Regions from separate parts of the Mus musculus genome. Here region 2 is linked to region 1. A link is a contact called in ENCODE Hi-C or POLR2A ChIA-PET data. All regions are on one chromosome and are shown on one strand. Each heading gives the region's core, a stretch centred on a gene start or an enhancer-like site at or near the end of the contact. The rest is flanking DNA. Distances are from core to core; before and after follow the strand shown.

Region 1 (3,786 bases), core at 935-3,434:
AAATTAGTAACCTCACAGAAGGAGGTGACAGTTTTGCACTTCTGAGTGTAGAGGCAGAAATGAGTTGTCTGCTCCCTTTCCATCCTCAGTCTTCTGAAAGCCCCAGGTTATCAGCTCTGAAGTACCTAATGAAACATTTCTCAGCTCCTATTTGTGTCTGAAGGCATGAAAAGTCCCTTGGATAGCAATGAATCAAAGAGACTGTTCATTCACACATTTCCACTGGTCTTTAGGAGCCCACAGACCCCTGAATAGGTTTACTGCTTATTCTTTTTGCTATATCTATAATAAGAAAAAGGTTATATCTGCCCATAGTTATAGCTGAAGCTATAGGAGTTGAGAGTCAGGAACCCCATCCCTAGTAGGGGGTAAGGAATATTATTAAAGATCCACTCGCCCAGCATTGTAGCTTCAGTCCTCCCTGCTACTCAGGCAGAGTTCCCACCAAGGATAGCCCCCTTGTTGGCTGGCAGTGAACCACTCCTGTTGCTGTGATGGGCCTGGGAAAGTAGGAAACACCATGGAGACTAAGCCTGGGGTGCAGTGGGCGGACAGCCCTTGCCTCCTCCTCTCTCTGAGAGGAATCAATGAGGCCACAGAGCCCCTGTAGGCTCAGAGAGCTGAAGCCCTTTATTTCCTACTTCACAAAGGGTAGAAGCATTCCTGGTGCAATTTTTGCTTAAGAGCAGGAATTCCTAGCAACACCAAGAGCTTCTCTTGATTAGGGTATTTTAACCTCTCTCTTCCCTGATCTTGACTGGGGTACCATGCTGTGATTGATTCAAAAAGCAACTTTACCAAGTGATATTTATTGTTATGCTACTAAAACTCATTTTTCATAGCCTGTCTAAGGTTCCTTAAATATCTGCTAGGGGTCTTTAGTGAATTTAGAAAGAAGGGAAGAAGAAAGGGGAATGTGCGTAAATGATAATACAGACTTCCATATGCTTACCAAACTGGGACCTGGAGCCTTTTGTAAATAAATGACTAAGATTCATCCTAGCACCATTTTGACACATGCCAAGATGCAGAAATCTCAGTGGGAAAGGGTACAGGAAAGTTAATGATTAGTCAACCAAGGCATGAGGGAAGCAATGAGCTCTAACAGCTCCTTCATGCTTCCCCTGGTGTGCTAAAACCATCCGTGTGGTTCGCTCATCTTCACAAAAGCCCTCACCAAGGAGCCAGCTGCTGTAGTGTCTCCCACCCTAGAAATGAGCTAGACTTAACCTGATGGGAACCTATTGACTTTAAGGACTACTTCTTCGACCCACCCAAGGATCTCTATGGCTATTCACAAGGAATAAAGACCCGGGACCTATGCTGATGCAGTTGGGGCCTTCTCACACACACACACACACACACACACACACACACACACACACACACACACCCGCCCCTGCTTCCCTCCTGCATCCCATCCTGTGCTTCTCCAGGCACAACACCCGTGATTAGAACTGACACAGTCTCTCCCTCTTTCCAGGAGAAAACACAGCAGGAATTTCTACTTGTTCTAGGCATATCCGGCACCAAAGAGCTGGAGCAAACAAGCTGTGATCCTGGAGGGAGCCAGACTGCCATCTGAAAGTTGTATACTCTATAGATCTGATAACCTGGGAATGCTGGGAAACCACCATACCCTGCGTGGAACACACTGCAAACTCTACTTCTACACCCGTGCCTTGGGAACTCTTGTTCCTAGTCTCTTACCCCTATGTAAGAGCCTTTGGTGGGCTCTGATAGACTCCCAAGAGTCTGTCACTCTCTCCTGCTCTCTGTGTTAAGGGCTGGAGAGGAGGCAAAACAGCCACAGTCATCCTTGCTGTGGAATCTCTACACAGAGTTTGCCGAACAGGCTCAAGAATAGAAGCAGAGAAACCAAAATATTCTTCTGCCATATTTTAATATTATTTTAAAACTGTTGGTGCTTTTCCATTTTAATTGAATCAGATCCCATGACTTTTGTGATCCCCAGATCCTCCATAAATTCTCTGCAACTGGCTGCCTCCACCCTTCCCTCCTAAAGCCCCCTCCTCTCCCTGCCTGGGAACCTGCCCTTTAAATTTGACATGGCTGGGATTTTAATCGCTCCTCAAAGGCACAGTGACAATTTCACAACAAAGCGGGGGCTGGGGGTGAGTTTTGTTTTCTGCTCTGATTAAGAGAGCAACTGTTCTCGCTTTGTCCCCCAGGGCCAACTCTTGGCACCAGACTGGGGAGATCTCGAACTTAGTGTTGCGACATCCATCAGACGCAGCGAGTCTGGGGCCCACAAAGGTGAACCGCAGCTGTTTGAATAAAACTCTAAAATCTTGTTTAGAAGATTCTCAGCCCTTCTTTTATAGTCTTTTCTTTCTGGGGCAGGAACCAGGAAGCATTACTTTCCCAGGATCTCAGGCAGGTAATTGTTTTCCCAAACTAGATTTTAATCTGATGGAAATGGACATTCTTTCTTTACTATAAGAACCTTGCCCACGCCAATCAACTGTTTGTTTCCACCTTGTACACTGAAGACTTGACTGCAGAATGCCCCCCCTCCTCCCAGGCACATTTCCAACTCCGGTTAGAATTTTAGAATTTAGCATCATTTTCATTTCTCAACAGCACTTATAGACCTTTGGTCTTTTGGCATCATGGAGCATCTTCCTGTCTTGTAGCTGGCCATGAGCAGGTAGTGGCCCATCCTCTGAGGATGACGATTGGCAGTGATTCTTATTCATTTTGTGTGTGTGTGTGTGTGTGTGTGTGTGTGTGTGTGTGTGTGTGTGTGTATGCATGTTTAGCCTGCATGTATGTTCGTTCATGCCTGGTGCCCCAGAGGCTGGAACCCCTGGGATTGGAGTTAAAAATGGTTCTGAGCTGTCATAGTTGTGCTGGGAGCTAAACAAAGGTCCAGTGCAAGTGCTGCTAACCACTGAGCCATCTTTCCTTCCAGCCCTCTCAGTTCCAGTTTCATGCAAAGCAGTGCTACTAGAGCTAGGGTCAGACACTATGTCCTGGCAGGTCAAACAAGCTAGGGTTAGCTAGTTGCCCTCAAAAATCAATGGTTTAAAAAAAGTGTTTTTCATTATTCTTCATATTGAGAAGGGAAACAAGAAATATGGTGACCCCTTAAGTCTATCATCTGGTTGTAACATTCTCATTGTCTATATAAACTTTAAATAGAAGGCAAGAAATATGAATAATGAACTAGTTCTGGTCAGTGTGGTCCCACCCATCATTGACCCATCCTTGTCTGTCCTCTCTAGTGTTTCCTACAAGGTGGTCTGATAAGTTGCCAGCCTCATATAAAAGCCTTTCCTCTTTACAGATCGGCCTCTGCCTGGCACCAGGTTTCAGACTTTTCCAACACATTCCCGGGGCAGGGGTTGGTGGGAATTCCAATCCCCTAAGATGCCTGAATGTTTCTTTAGAATGGCCTCATTCCTTCCAGGCATAGCAGTCATAGTAGCTTGAACTGTGCCTTCTTAATAGTCTCTCCCACGAGCTGGTGTGGCTCCTGGTCTCTGATTGGTTCATCACAAGGGATCTTGCTCAGCTGTTCTGTCACTAGAGCTATGCATTTAGGGAAGTGACTGATGACCAAGTGTCATTTCCTGTTGTGCGTAGCTTACAGTCCCATGCTGGCTGTCTTGATGATGCTCTTCTTGGTAAAAGCTATGGTTAAGTTGGTTCCTCAACTTGAAAATGAGAGTATACAGGAAATACATTCCCAATGATGGTGTGGAAGCTAACAGGGCCCTGACTCTGCCTCCCTGAAAGACCTTGTAGGAGACTTATCTCTTT
Region 2 (3,786 bases), core at 762-3,261, 47 kb before region 1:
GGCTTTTCTTGCTCAGGCTGCAGATAGAAAGAATTCCTTTTCCCTTTTTACTGACTGTTCACTCAACAAAATAAAAATAAATGCTGTAGATCTCAAAGGACTTTGAAAGAGAGCCACTCAGACATCAGTGGAAGGCTTAAAAAGAAGACTAAAATTATAGACTACTAGCCATGCAGTAGTGTGACTCTTCTGTAGAGTTCCATCATGCCTAATTGTAAATGAACTGTCAGTAAATTCTTATTGGCCTGTTGACACCCTTTAAGGGTCCAGTCACCACCTCCTACCTGAAAGGAACCCTGTCCAGATTGAGGCTGTTGTGATTAGAATGTGCCTTTTCACCTAAAACCTGTTTGAGGATGTATCTCTCTTTAGTTTTCACGTAACACAGAGTTTACCTGACGCTTTCCCTCCTTCAGTTCATTTCTTGAGACAGGAAACCTATCTCCCAAGCTGACCTCAACTCACTCTGTAGTTGAGGATGACCATGAACTCTGATCCTCCTGCCTCCGAAATTCTGGGATTGCAGGTGTATAACACCATACTCAGTTTATATAATTGATCCTGAGTATCAAGTCCAAGAGTTTGTGAATGCTAGGCAACACTCTGCCAACTGAGCTCCATCCCCAGCCTCCACCGTGTGCTTTTGGAACACTTCACTAAGTTGACATGGATATAGACAGAGCATACATTCAAATTTAGGTGGTTTATTTGGTAAAGGACTTTAGAATTTCGGGTTACTTTAAAAGTGAGATAAGTAAGATTCCTTCTGTTCTGCTTCCAGTGGGATATCAAAATTGTTGGCTAAATTCCAGCTGCTCATTCTTTATATTCATAGTACCAAAGGGACCAGAGCTAATGCAATGCAGTCTTGACTTAAGATATGACTGTGAGGTATTTACCCATGCAAAGCATAATATTTTGATAGATAAAGTGAGTGCATTAGGTGAGAAAGCTACTGAAAGAAACTATCAAATACTCAACAAGGTAACAGAAGTGTTTGAAGAAGCACCAAGCCCAAGTAGTTCAAGTTCCTCCAGAGTCAGAGACCCCCCAGCCCTTAACCATCTGACCGCACTGATGGGAACTCCCTGTCTCCTTTTACCCAGAAGCAGAGACCAGTTGGGTCCAACACTTTCCCATACTCCATACCCCGGTTGCCTGTAGAGCAGAGGCTGCCCCAGATAGGATGAAAAAGAGGAGAATGTAGCAGCCCACTTTGCATAAAAAGTATTTCAGGGCATTTACTGACAAGTAGGTATACTTACTGCATACACATGTAGGGCTGTATTATATCAAAACTGTCTAAATAAACAGAGACTCCACTGTCCCCTTCAAGCCCCACAGCGTCCTTAGGAATGTATTGCTTCCTCGGTTTCCTCTGGTGTCAGTGGCAGGAAAGGCAGAAAGCATTACCTTTTAAGAAGGGAGGGAATACTGAAAGTGCCTTATTTGCAGCCTGCTACAGCAGTAACCCTGCAGACTGGCTTCCCACTCAGCCTCCCATTACCATGCCTCCCAACCCCCTCAGGACCCTATGGGAGTTGTCCCGAGTTTCTGATTTCCAGGGATCACTTTTGAAGATCCAGCAATGCTTAGGTGATATTGAATTACTGATTATCCTCTGGTTCTGTTCCCACTGGAGGCATTCTGGTCAGCCACTCATTTGTCCCATTTAAAGCACTTGGTGGCATGAACTCACTGGGTTTCTGCCCACATCACTGCATTCCTGGGATGCCATTCACAGGCCTTAGCAAGATCATCTGACAGCTGCCTGTGAGGTCAATGAACTTTATGCATAATCAAATGCTCACAGCTAGGAGAAATCCTTTCCTGCTCCATCCCTCCCTGGGCAAAGAATACACGTTAAGCTGCCCCCTTGGTTCCTTGGTGAGGAGGTGGTGGAGTCCCCAGCTACTTTTACATGATTTAATGCTGAGCAGAGAAGGAAAGTGATTGCATCCTCTACAGGGCCCCACAGAACAGTCACCACCCACACTGTTTATTCAGACTGGGATCTTGGCCATTTGGGGTTTAAGCCAGAAGAAAGGGGGGAAAGAAACCAACCCTGGAATGAACACTTTTGAAACTCTGTTGTATTCAGGATGAAGTACGGCCAAGGATCCTTTTTAAAAATCTATTTAAAATCAATTAGCGGGATCATATTCTCATTTGGAATGGATTGTTAGCAAAAGCTAATTGTCTCTGTTCTCACCCAGGTTCTGAGCTTGGGGTAGATGCACAGACATTAGAATCAACCCTCTGTTTTGCCGGAGTCTGATGCTACTACCAAACTATGTGTGGGCAGTTGGGCAACCCTGACCTTTGACCAGCTTTCCATCTGAGAACAAGGAAAGAGGTGTGAGGAAGAGAGGCTGATGTAAACAAGCCTGCTCTACATCCCAGAGCTTCCCCGGGAAGCGACTCCCCAGGAGCTTAGCCCAAACTGAAGGCAAGAGGCAGATCACAGGCCTAGGGAGGAGTCTCTGTGAGGCACCTCCTCCATCTGTCTCTAGTCAGGACTGCAAAAAATTATCGCAGACATGGGAGATTGTATCTTAGTTTCAAAGATCTCGAGAGGAGATTCCGGGACCTCCCTTGGTTACCCACCCTGCTATTTAGCAGTTCCTCCAGCCAGAAAATTCTTTCTTATTTGCAGCCTCAAATGTGCATGTGGTACTGCTTTGGGGAGAAGCTCCTGGTCCAGACCACTCCCACAGCCAGCATGTTTACTCCTCTAATGGGATGGAGCCCATTACTGGCTTCTCCTTCAAGATGGCAGGGGCTTAGACCTCCTTCTAGAACAGTCTATAGGCAACCCAAGATGGAACAGGAGAGAGGGTAGGCTAGGGGTCTGAGGGATGGCATTGATGGAGATTAAACAGGTTAATGAACACTACTTCTGGGCATCTGTGTATTTATGGAGGACTGAAGAGCAAAGTGGCAAGTCAGAGAGTGAGACTTACATACACCCTGTGTACATGGAAGATGCTGAAGTTCCTGCTGCAGATTTTAAAAGAAAAGGAAAAGGAATTCCCCACAACAACAGAGGCTAGGATTGCACTGACTCCAGGACTCTCCCCCTAGTGTTCAATGCAGGGAGCTGGGTTGGGGATGAGGCTGCTGTGCTTGCCTGGCCTTACAAGACCCTGACCTCACTCACCAGTAAACTGAGTGCACTGTATGCTGCTGCGGATTCCTCCTCCTCCTCCTCCTCCTCCTCCTCCTCCTCCTCCTCCTCCTCTTCTTCTTCTTCTTCCTCCTCCTCTACTGATTGATTTATTCTGAAAAATGCAATCAACAATTCAAATAGCAATTTACAAATCAAACACTTGAATATAACACAACTAAAATATACTGAGGAGTAATGGTAGAAAAATATTAAAAGTCTTTGCTTTCCATAATTAAACTATTAATATTTCTATAAAAGCAGACAGTATTGAGTATACAATGTGTTCTTAGCTAGTGGTCTTGAAGCTGAGGTACTTCTAACATTGCATGGTGTTGCAGCATGCCTGCTGCTGAGAACACAGGAGTTCAGAACTGAAGCTGTGGTGTGATCAAAAGAGGAACACTGCAAAAATGCTATGATTCAGTTCCCATTTGATCTTGAATTAATATTGGGTCATAGGATGTACAGAAATCATTCACTGCTGCCAATTTTTGTGACTCTCACATTCATTTATGTGAACCTCATGGGGGTCTTAACTTAGGAAAACTGGATTCTGTAGTATACCTGTAGCCATTCCTAAAGCTGTGAATTCTCTGTGGCAGAGTTAAATATATATA

The links. A loop is a pair of places that touch in the nucleus more often than their neighbours do. ChIA-PET counts read pairs that join two places held with the same protein, here RNA polymerase II (POLR2A).
Region 2: POLR2A ChIA-PET joins it to region 1 with 25 read pairs in Patski. The contact joins two enhancer-like sites. A Hi-C loop is called at or near these places in 2 of 37 maps with a recorded cell type or tissue (CH12.LX and T-helper 17 cell). POLR2A ChIA-PET finds 5 or more read pairs at or near these places in 2 of 5 experiments (Patski and embryonic stem cell).

Annotation. Positions count from the first base shown.
Region 1 is chr1:106,581,786-106,585,571 of GRCm38, reverse strand. The region is part of intron 1 of Bcl2 (B cell leukemia/lymphoma 2); the gene reads left to right. Among named protein-coding and RNA genes, the nearest start is that of Gm37053, 31 kb to the left of the region's middle. Within about 2 kb of position 2,184, at least 1 of the 3 ENCODE cell types and tissues checked has a DNase peak (open chromatin) inside an H3K27ac peak, as active enhancers do.
Region 2 is chr1:106,628,221-106,632,006 of GRCm38, reverse strand. The region is part of intron 1 of Bcl2 (B cell leukemia/lymphoma 2); the gene reads left to right. Among named protein-coding and RNA genes, the nearest start is that of Gm37053, 15 kb to the right of the region's middle. Within about 2 kb of position 2,011, at least 2 of the 3 ENCODE cell types and tissues checked have a DNase peak (open chromatin) inside an H3K27ac peak, as active enhancers do.